2 separate regions of the Homo sapiens genome follow, and region 2 is linked to region 1. Evidence: chromatin loops called from intact Hi-C (ENCODE). Cell type or tissue: gastrocnemius medialis. All regions are shown on one strand. Links, peaks and the distances in the headings refer to the core of each region. The heading gives the core; the rest is flanking DNA. Region 1 overlaps BNC2 (basonuclin zinc finger protein 2). Region 2 overlaps BNC2 (basonuclin zinc finger protein 2).

Region 1 (5,391 bases), core at 210-5,209:
ATGACACTTGTGTAAAGGGAGTTCTTCTTTGGATCAGTTTGATCAGTGACAGGTGGAGAAAGAACCTTATTTTGCCTATTTTAGTTTCACAAGGTACTGTTAAAAGCAAAAAATGAGGCTTGCTTTTCAAAGTTTTTTTTTTAATCACACTTGAGGAGGCAATTCTTCTATTTGTATAAATATTTTGTGCATTTGAGAGAATAGTAAATAAAATTCTTGTAGCTATCTCAAGGGATGTAATAGTCCAGTCTATTTAAAAATCTTTTTAGAAAGGAAACCATAAAGGTATATAGCTATAGCCCACATTTAATGTGTTACTAGAGACATTTACCTTTTATTATTGGTGAGGTATATTTAACCTGTTTCAAATAAAATGTAGATCCCTTAATAAGGTCTTTTTTCATACTTGAGTGAAATACTAAGTTAGGATTATAAATGACTCTCTGCATCATTATGTAGTAATTTAGGATTCACCCGATGATGTAACAAAATTAACAACATAATTTCATTGTGAAACTGTGTCTTATTAAAGAACAACTGTCTGACATTCTCTTACAGTTGCTTTATTTAACTTCATGCAAATATTATTAGTAGTGACATTTTTCTATTGTGCATTAGATTCTCTCATTAGCATGATGTGTTAGTTATCACCAGAGAAATCATTTTTTAGATAGGTGAGGGGCAAACCAAGAAAGCTAAAAATTAAATCAACGATTTACATTAATACCAGAGCGTCTGCTCACCAGAGATATGACAGAGTAAAAGCAAACTTTCTTACTAATATAAAAATCTAGCACCTTTCAGAGAAATGATAAATAAAATATAAGAAATGTATAATAACATTGCTAGAATCCATTTAAAACAGTGCTCAATATGAATTTTCCTCAAGAAATCTTTTTTTTCTATTCATATAGGCCAACAATCTCAGTTTCTGGAATCTATATTTTTAAATGAAAATGTTTTTGTCCCCCCCCCCAATTTTTTTGAGTATTTATTCACTAGTCATTTAAAAGGCATATATATATATAGTATTACAAGTCAGACGCCTAGTTGTACATTGTGGTTTGGGTCTTCTTTATAGTTCATACAACGCATTTTTATTCTAAACTCTGTCCCACTCAAATAGACATCCCTTTTTACATAGGATGTATATTCTTATTTAATCAAAGCCCTGAGTAAAGCAGCTGATAGTTAATGGTCTTTGAAAACGACTTTCATTGCCAGGCATCATCCATCCCTAGCTTGCTTTCTGCAGTTTTCTCCATTTTTTACTCCCTTCCTTACAGTTAGTATGTTTGGATGATCTTGTCTTACTAAAAAAGGATTAAATTGACTAAACTTGTGGTCTTAATGCTAAAATAAATATTTATATTAAGAGGCATGCAGTTTTAGCCTGTTGAATTACTAGGCTACGACCTCCAATTTAGGCCCCTCTTAATTTGAGTGGTAATATGTTTTATTTTTAACAATAGACATATATTCAAATATAATTCTCAGTATATTGTCTGATAATGTAACACTAAAGTAGGAATATTTGGGTATTTGTATTTGTTAAGATACAAATTGTAGCATAGAGACAGGTGCTTGGTTTGTCCTAAACTTTGAAGGTCTATGGATAACATGCAGACTTCACATAAGAGATACCGTCTCATTTGTAATGCAGTGGGAAAGTAACAGTTTATATATATGGTATTCTATGTACATGTAAACGTTAACGCAAGTAAAGCATGCACAAACATATTCTCAGGTGTGTATTTTGTATATGTTAAAAATCTGTGCACAAATTTGGAGTTTATTTTCAACATGATTCATTTAAATGAATTTGAACACAGTAGGTGATCGTTTTGAAATTATTTAATTTTCTCACCTTTCTGTCATCTGCAAACAGGTCTATTATGTTTGTGTAATTTGTAAAGCCTTTTGCTAAGGTGAGCCAAGTAACTGCAGTTGAAAAATAAATCCCTCTAAGGTGCAGATATCTTATCTATAATTGTAGGTATTTTTTATAATTATATTTATGAGTGTATATTCACATTCACTGATAAATCCAATTATTCATGCATAGCTTTATGGAAATCTGATTAATGCAGTGACAGGACAGATTTGGGCTGCCACAGCAGCACATCCTCCCACTCCCATGTCAGGGTTAAGAGCCACGGCAAATCCTCCCTGACTAATTAGATGCTGAGTAAGGCATCTCTGAGAAGTTGGGGCAGAAGTGAATGGGTCACAACCAAGGCAGGATTGCAAGGACTCCAGTGATAGTGAAAGCATTCAAGTTTGCCAGGTCGTTGTGACACAGGGAGCTGATTCCAAAGGAACAGTCCGTTACAGATAGTGAGCTGGCGTCATCCACTTGAATGAAAAACACAAATTCTGGTGCCTCCCTCTCTCTACCTTGTATGCATTACACACACTCACTTAAAAAAAGTTGCATTGGGCATCTGCCGTCATCTGTCTGCAAAGCTTTTGAGAGGATTTTCCTTGTAAACGTGAATAGCTAATGATTCTGTATAGCCCAAGAGGTATTTTCTGAACTTGGCACTCTAGATTAGCACATATATCAAAAGGAAAGAGGAAAAGAAATTGGAATTTGTTTTTAGCTTGTGTCTATAATTTGAACCTTAGTGTTTGAATCGATCTAGGAATTAACTCCTTTTTCCCCCCAGAGTGCTGTCAGAGAACTTTGTGGTTGTAGAGAAAACAGAGTGAATCGGGTAGGTTGACTTTTTCAGTGAGAGAAATTTTCTGTGGGATTCCCTGCTTGTTATTGTCCAAAGAACATGGAATATAATGTTCCAAGATTTCCTTTCACGGTAGGTTTGGAGCCTGGTTTGTTATGCGTGTAGAAATAATTCGCCATTTGAAAATCCTCTTGTACCTTTGGTGGTACGCTTTTGTGGTCTGTTTATGGTGCTGCTCAGTGACCACCCTTCTCCAGACCTTGGTCAGAAGATTGTTTGGGGGTCCTAGGAAGTGATGGATCTCACTACTGTCTGCCAAAGCTGATGCCATTTTTTATTTCCAGAAAAGCAGCTGGCTTCTACATTTTGCTGGGCGATCTTCATCTACTGTAAGGACCCTGGAGACAGGAGAAAGGGAGTCAAAGACCCTTTCAAGAAACTGACATCTATTTTTAAGCTTTAGAGAAACAAAGGAAAAGAGACATAATTCAGGAACAACAGCCTTTATATCCTCACATAGAAACAAAACATTGGGTAATAGAGGGAATGTTTTCCTATAAGAAAAACTGGTAAAGATGCAGGAAAAATAAGATGAAAAAAATCTGCTAAGCAGCTCAAGGTCTAAGAAGTTTTAAAATGTGCAGATGGCATCCCAGAAATGATGTCTGGGGCCATGACATCCAGGGTCCCCACATTTCCTCCTCATTGAGCCTGACCTGTACTGCCATCTTTCTCCCCAGGTTTAAAGAAAGTTTAACGAATAGGAAAAATAAAAGTATTGATTATTTTTTAATTTGTGCGTTCCCTGTAGGAAGCCTCGCAGATTTCACAGTGTACATTCAAACCCTCAGGTGAAAAATTTATGACTGGAGTTCATTTGGGTGGAGACAGTGTGCAGTGTCATTCTGTTCAAATGCTGTATGTAGCATTTCATGCCACGAAGTGCAGAGATCAGGAGAAGAGAGGAATCGCTGTATGTTTTCTTCATTCATAGAGCTTTCTTTAATGGAAATGCTTGTGGAAAAACAACACATTACTCAAATTGGCTAGTTTAGGAACCAAATTCTCAACTTATTAATCATCATTCCGATTAAAAAAAAGAATTGATCCTTTAACAACAAAATAATATCCTTTTGTTTTTCTTTAATTAAGCCCATCAGTTTTTCATTTCTCTCTGTAAAGAAAATGAAAATAATCTTGAACAGTAGGAAGTTACTCATTGAAACAACTGATTCTCTTGAGCATATCTGACGTCTTATTTACTCAATGCTTTTGAACTGTAATGTTATTTCGCTACTGTCTTTAGGGTTTATGTGTCATTGAGTGGTGTTGATTTATAAATCTCATTCATATTTGGTTGGCAGAAATTTACTTAATGACCTAAATACAAGGTTATTCTGTTCCTATTTCCTTTCTCATAGAGGTAATTTCTTTCTCACTTTATTCTCTTTTCTTCTCATCTCTCTCATTCTGAATTCCTCCTTACTTTCACTGGCCCTTTTTGCCTTAATAGAAGAGAATTGAAATGCACCTGAAACGTAGCAGTAATTGAATAAATACCCTTTTGCCAATACATCATTCTGGCAGAGGCATGAGAGAGAGGTGCCACCCTCAGGTGTGGTCCTCTGTGAGTGCTGACAGGACTGTCTCGAGTGTTGCTGTAGAAGGGTTCTTTGAGTAAGGGCATGATAAAAACGTGTAACCAGGGGCCCTGGCTTATCATTCAGAGGTGCTGAAAGGCAGCTCAATTTGATCCTTAGCCTGTATAAGAAAGTACTTAGTTGAAGAGAGATTTTGCTTTCCTTTTTTCTTCTTTTAAAAACCTAATTCTTGGACTTATTATTTTGTGCAGTTAGACTTCTACACGAGCTTATTTCCCTACAAGAAGGAAAAGATACCAAGGGCAGTGCAGTAGGTTGAAGGGATGATTCTTTCAGACAAACTGCAGCTAGTAAGAGTTAACAGAAACATTTAAAAAAGGACTTGAAATGATGGTAGGACCAGTATTAATGGATGGTATTATGAAATTAAAATTTAAAGCATGCAGTATACATAACACATGAGGAGGATTCACTCTTGTTTTGTATTTAATAAATTTTAACCCATTGTCTCACAAGGCATACAGATTGTTAAAATTGACAAGACTGAAACATATTCTGTATGGGAAAGACATAGCTTTCAATATTGTTACCTGCTGTGCTTTTTTGAGACTGTCATGAATTTTTCAACTTTATTAAGGTGTCTTTTAGTGGCTATTGGTTCTCTAGACAGTTCTTCAGAACTCACATTTTATGATCGGAGTACCTGAACTGGGTGTCTGAAAAGGAAGATAACAGGTTAGTGAACGTTTTACATGACAACAAGTAATTGCTTTCAGCTGGCTTAAAATAATAACAAAACTAATATTAAAATGAGAATCTCCATTAGAGGATTTTAATAATTTTTTTCCCTTTCCATTAACATTTAAATCAAGAAGAATTTCATTGATTTAAATCATTAGGGTGGCTATTTGGGACACCTGATCAGGCATAGATTAAGAAAGCTGCCCACTACTGCGCCCTCTGCCAGTGCTGGAGGTCAGTGGACATGGCTGGGATGTCACCGGCAAGATATGGGGAGTAATTATACACTGAGCATATTCATGAGAGTGTCCCTGAGTGAGAATGCCTGCAAACATTCTCATTGTTGACCTCATGCCAGAACCTAA
Region 2 (5,391 bases), core at 88-5,087, 73 kb before region 1:
AGAAACCCCAGTTTCTTTTAAGACTTTTCAGCTGGATACCAGATATTGACAGACTCAATCTCATCTTGGTGTTCAAATTTTAAGTTGCCAAACTTTAGCTTTTGGACTTGTGTGACACTCTTACTAGATGCATACCTAGCCTCCAGCTAGGTGATATTGTGTCATCCTTAAGAGGCCAACGAGGTTTCATTTTAAAAGCTAGCTCATGTTGATTGTTAGTAACTTCCTAGTGTGTTGTGCTGTGAAAGATGGTGAAGTCATAATGAGATTCACTGGCATGATTGTTTAGTGATGTGTGTTTGCCATGGATTGGGAGGGGCATATATGTATTTTCAGAGGGATGTCAAATCTATAGTACAGAGGAGCTCATTTAATCTACAGTGCCCCCAACCTCATCCTTTCCATTGTATAGTGGAGAAGTTGGGTATCTAGAAAGATGAAGCTATTTCCAGCTTATTAGAGCCAAGTGTGGACTTGAACTCAAGTTTTCTGAGTTCAACTTGCTTGTTACTTTTTGGGGATAATAGTAGTAGCTACCTTATGGGATTTAGAGAAGGTTAAGTAAAAAAAAATCTATATTAAGCTTTAGGAATAGTGACAGACACTGAGAAAGATATAGTAAATGAAAGCTGCCATTATTGTCATCATCATCATTTTTACTTTTATCATTCCTGTTGCACTTTATTACTACCAACACCATATTTTGTGAGGTAGTCAGGTAGCTACCTTAACAAAAGCTACCTCTTGTTTTGTGCCATATCGTAGAAGCCCCACTTTTGCTAACAGACTGAAGCAAGTGTTCAACTTGCGACAATTTAAGGAAAATTTGACAGTATTTGACCTTGTACAGAGACCCACAAAAGGCATTAGTTGAAGATAAATAAATGGTAGTTAGCAATCCTAATTTGAATTTTTGTACACTTGTGTGTGTGTTTATAGATAATGTTTCCCATTTATAAAGATTTGTCAAATACGATTCTACTCAAGTACATTCTCTTGAAACAGCAGGAATTCTATGGAATAAGGATTTCTTTCTTTCTTTCTTTTCTCTTCTTTTCTTTCTTTTTTTTTCTCTTTCCTTTCCTTTCCCTTTCCCTTCCCTTTCCCTTTCCCTTCCCTTCCCTTCCTTTCCTTTTCTTTCTTTTTTTTTTGAGACGGAGTCTCACTCTGTCACCCAGGCTGGAGTGCATTGACGTGATCTCGGCTTACTGCAAGCTCCGCCTCCTGGGTTCACACCATTCTCCTGCCTTTCATGATTTCTTATTAAGCAGTCTCCTATACTTCCTTGCTTCCTGAGACTTCTTCATTAAATATGTACTATTTCAAATGTTTTAAATTTCCTAGTCCTGTCAGCACAGGGCTTTAAGTTAGAAGACATCAGTTATGAAATCTATCAGGGTGTAGTTATTTAAAGGACTAGACTTTTGTGAAATTTTTAATTATATGGGATTATACTTATGCTATATTAATTGAAAAGAAATGGATGTAAAACTATATAAAGTACTTACGAAAGAAGCCAAGTTAATTGTGCCTTGGTTAGATAGTGAATGGTTAATGCCATTTTGTGTCATACTGGCTTTGTCTCTGTTTTATGTACCTGCTGTCTCACTAACAGTGTTGCTTAGTAGAAGGAGTGTGGGCTTTGAAGTGAGATGGGTTTGGGGCTTCACTCCATTGTCTTCATTTAAGAGCTTTGAGACTGCGTAAATTGTCTCTCTGAGCCTTAGTTCTGGTTAGACTTGGATGCTCTCTCCTTTGCAAGGTTTCTTTATCCTGAAAGTGGCTTGCTCTTGGAGGTGCTTAGTAAATGTTAGCTCTTTTTCTCTTCCTAACCATGACCTTTACCTCCCATCCTCTTTCCCTGGCATTCTGCAAGGATTAGTTCAGGGATTAAAGCAACTTGGAAACGTTTTAGTTTCATACTGTCATTTTTAGTGGTTTGCCTTTTAAATCATCTCTTTACTGTAAAAGTCTTGGTTCCTATAAATCTCACACCCTTGGGAACCAAACTCATGACAATCATGAAGTGTCTTACTTCAAAGGATAAGAAAACCAAGCAAACCAAAATCATGATATCCTCTCTGGAGCAGTGTGTGTGAGCCTGGGATCAGCCTGGGAATGTTGGTTAATGGTGTCACCATCCTCCTCTCGCTGGCAGTGATGTGGAGGGTGTGGAGAGGACATGGGCTGAGCTAGGGTTTATAATTGCATGGCCGTCTGGCCTTCCTTGAGCATTCTTTCCCTTCCAGGATTCCTGTAATTGTCATCAGATGGCTCAGTCTCCCAATGTTTCCGGTATTGCAATGACTTCTGGAGTGTGTTTAAAAAAAAAAAAAAAAGCCAGAATTAGCAGTTAGCAGTCATCATTTGTTTGTGTCAGTTCTGTTGTGTGTAGAGGCGTGCAGATTGGGCGTCTCTGGACTGTAGAAAGACCGGTCACATGTGGAGTTCGCCTTACTATCTTGTGTTGAACCTTCCTACTTCCTTTGCTTATTCTTTTCCGCCTACACTGCTTTAAAGGACTCCCTGAAAAAAAAAGTGAGAAAAGATGCAGGCAGTGTTCCTGTTTTCAACTCTAGTCAGCCTTCTTTTTATTCTCATTGTTCTGGAAACTTGAGAGGATTGCATCTTTCTTGGATCTGCTAAAGGCCTAGGGAGGTTGAGAGTTGGACTGGATAGTGAGTGAACCCTGTGAAGAATGATTCCAAGTCTTGGGCTGTTCGTGGGCATGGAGGAGGAGAGAGTATTTGTATTTTCCTTTATCATGAACTTATCACTAAAGGCCCAAATATAGGAATATATCTTGCATGGGTTTTTTTTTTCCCCCATCAGATAAGCTGTTGTAATTTGAGCCTGACACTTCTTCTTGAGGAAGGGGAAAATTGTGTAAATGAAAAAGGACAGCTAATTTTTTGAAAAACAAATCTGGAGTGATTGAGAGGTCTAAACCCCCAAAAGTGTAAAATTGAAGAGAACTAATATGGTTAATTTTGCTTCATGGTGTTAGCTGAGGAATTGTGTTTTTTAAAAGCCCTTTGATTTACTGGCTCTTACTCACCTAATGGGTAAAGTATTATAGTTCATTGCATTCTGGTGCCTTTGTTTGTCTAATGGTGGAGTGTTTTTCTTAAGTTACAGGGACCCAGGCCTAGATGATGATAATGACTATAGTGCATCTTTACAAAAAACAGCCCTTTTACAGTTGTCATACGGATCTTTTAGAATAATTGAGGTGAATTTTAATGCCAACCCTGTTAATGATGTCTATCCCACCTCTCTCTTCCCAGGTGGCTGGGGGTGGCGGTTGGAAACAGGAGAGCCTTGGTCTTAATGAACAGACAGGAGATATCTCAAGATTAATGTGAAAAAAGCTCAGTCATGATAATTGCATTCCCCTCGGCAGTGATTGGTTTACGAGCAGTCATGTGATTAAGTTCTGACCAATACTTTGTAAGAGGAAGTCTGCTGGGGGACGGTAGTGAGAGTTTCCCATCTGGAATAAAAAACACATCACTGCTTGAAATGTGGCTGAGATGCTTACAGAGGAGATGGACCTTCTTGGCCAGCCTGAGGACAATACCTTGCAGTGAGAAAGGCAGAGCCATGTCACTGATACCCAGCACTGGGTGCTACCTCTCACTTGTTTTATAACCTATAACTAAGTCACACAATCCAATGTATATCATTTAAATAATTTTCTGTTTCAAGATGTGAAAGGCAAGGCCCGGCGCGGTGGCTCACGCCTGTAATCCCAGCACTTTGGGAGGCCGAGATGGGAGGATCACGAGGTCAGGAGATCGAGACCATCCTGGCTAACACGGTGAAACTCCGTCTCTACTAAAAAAAAAAAAAAACAAAAAAACAAAAACCACAAAAAACAAAAACTAGCTGGGCATGGTGGCGGGCACCTGCAGTCCCAGTCCCAGCTACTCGGGAGGCTGAGGCAGGAGAATGGCGTGAACCCGGGAGGCGGAGCTTGCAATGAGCCCAGATCACGCCACTGCACTCAAGCCTGGGGGACAGAGTGAGACTCCCTCTCAAAAAAAAAAAAAAAAAAAAAAAAAAAAAAAAAAAGATGTGGAAGGCAAGTACCCCTTTGGGTGGGATCGAAATCTAGAATTGGCCAGGCATAGTGGCACCCACCTGTAATCCCAGCCACTTGGGAGGCTGCAGCAGGAGAATCCCTTGAGGCCAGCCTGGGTAATGATGTAGTGAGACCCTGTCAAAAAAAATAAAAAGGACAAAAGAAAACTAGAATTGATCCTTCCCAAAGAAAATGTTCACTGGCTTGTTAAGTCATATCCTAACCATGTCATTTTCACCACTGGCAGAACCTTGATGAAAGGTGTGATGGGGTAAATACATTCGTGTTTGGTTTGTATGGTTTATATTAATTTAATTTGTTTCTGCTGTTTATAGTTGGATTTTCTTTGCTTAGGTAACTGATTTCGGCTTTGGATTGTTATGATTGATAATAAGAGAAAAAAGAATGTAAAGTGTTGAGAAATAGTCTAAAAAAACATTGTATTGTTGGAGCAGTTATTCAGTTTTCACAGTATTCCTTTGGGCAATTGGATTTGTTTTGGTGTCTGACTTTGTTGACAATCCTGTTGTTATATTAAAGCTGTTTCTTGCAGTATGTTTTCCCTTTTAGTTAAGAAAACTCACTTTATTTCCTAAGATGAATTATAATTAGGACTATTTGGTATTGAGAATCTTTTCTCACTTAATACCCCTAATGAGATACAAATGTTCTAAATGTATCCTTATGAGTAGATTATATTTAGAGAGGAATCCACTTATTTTAGTTAACTAATCCCTTTGCTTTTGTATCATACATCCTTATTAGGCTCCCACGTTCCTATTCCATATGGAATTCCTTGTGAAATCAGACCTCAGCAAACAATGTTATTAACTTTCAGGGTCAGTGTTACTGAAAATGTCAATGAAGTTTGTTGGTTTTACATACCTTGTTTTTATAGCACTCTAGCTTTTTTATACGCTTATGATAAATACGAATTCTTTCCCTCTTCTTGCAAAGTAAACTTTATTTCTTAGTTGGTTCCCCCCGCTGGTATTTATGCTTCTACTCACTAGAATTGAAGGAATTGAATGTATTTGAACTATTCTTTTGGCCCCTTCTGCAGACTGGGAATGGTCTTTCTAGCTTCTCAGATCTCTGCATATTGTGCATCCTTGTTCTTTTGCCAGAAACCTGAAAATTTCCCAGCAGAACTAACTGGCAATGATCTTTGAATTATATGAATCAGGTTTGCCTGGCTTCTAGGAGTCAATATTATACCCTTCTCAATGACTGTATCCTTCTTTCTGAGGAAAGCAGATAAGTTAGTGATGAAGTTTTGAAGAACTTCACTTACGGAGTTACACTTC

Evidence for each region. Peaks named below come from ENCODE experiments on the same cell type or tissue, not always from the same donor. Only the 100,000 strongest peaks of a DNase experiment are listed, where the experiment ranks them.
Region 2: a loop joins it to region 1, with 3 times the contacts of the local background. A loop is called at or near these places in 2 of 110 quality-filtered maps.

The regions. Positions count from the first base shown.
Region 1 is chr9:16,719,087-16,724,477 of GRCh38, reverse strand. The region is part of intron 3 of BNC2 (basonuclin zinc finger protein 2); the gene reads left to right. Among named protein-coding and RNA genes, the nearest start is that of BNC2-AS1, 5.0 kb to the left of the region's middle. In gastrocnemius medialis, for the core only: no CTCF peak of the experiment used is centred there; a DNase peak (open chromatin) is centred at 2,297; H3K4me3 peaks cover 778 bases; H3K27ac peaks cover 2,349 bases.
Region 2 is chr9:16,792,332-16,797,722 of GRCh38, reverse strand. All of the region lies in intron 1 of BNC2 (basonuclin zinc finger protein 2), which reads left to right. Among named protein-coding and RNA genes, the nearest start is that of BNC2-AS1, 68 kb to the right of the region's middle. RefSeq lists an enhancer at 1,386-1,887. In gastrocnemius medialis, for the core only: no CTCF peak of the experiment used is centred there; a DNase peak (open chromatin) is centred at 2,192; H3K27ac peaks cover 486 bases.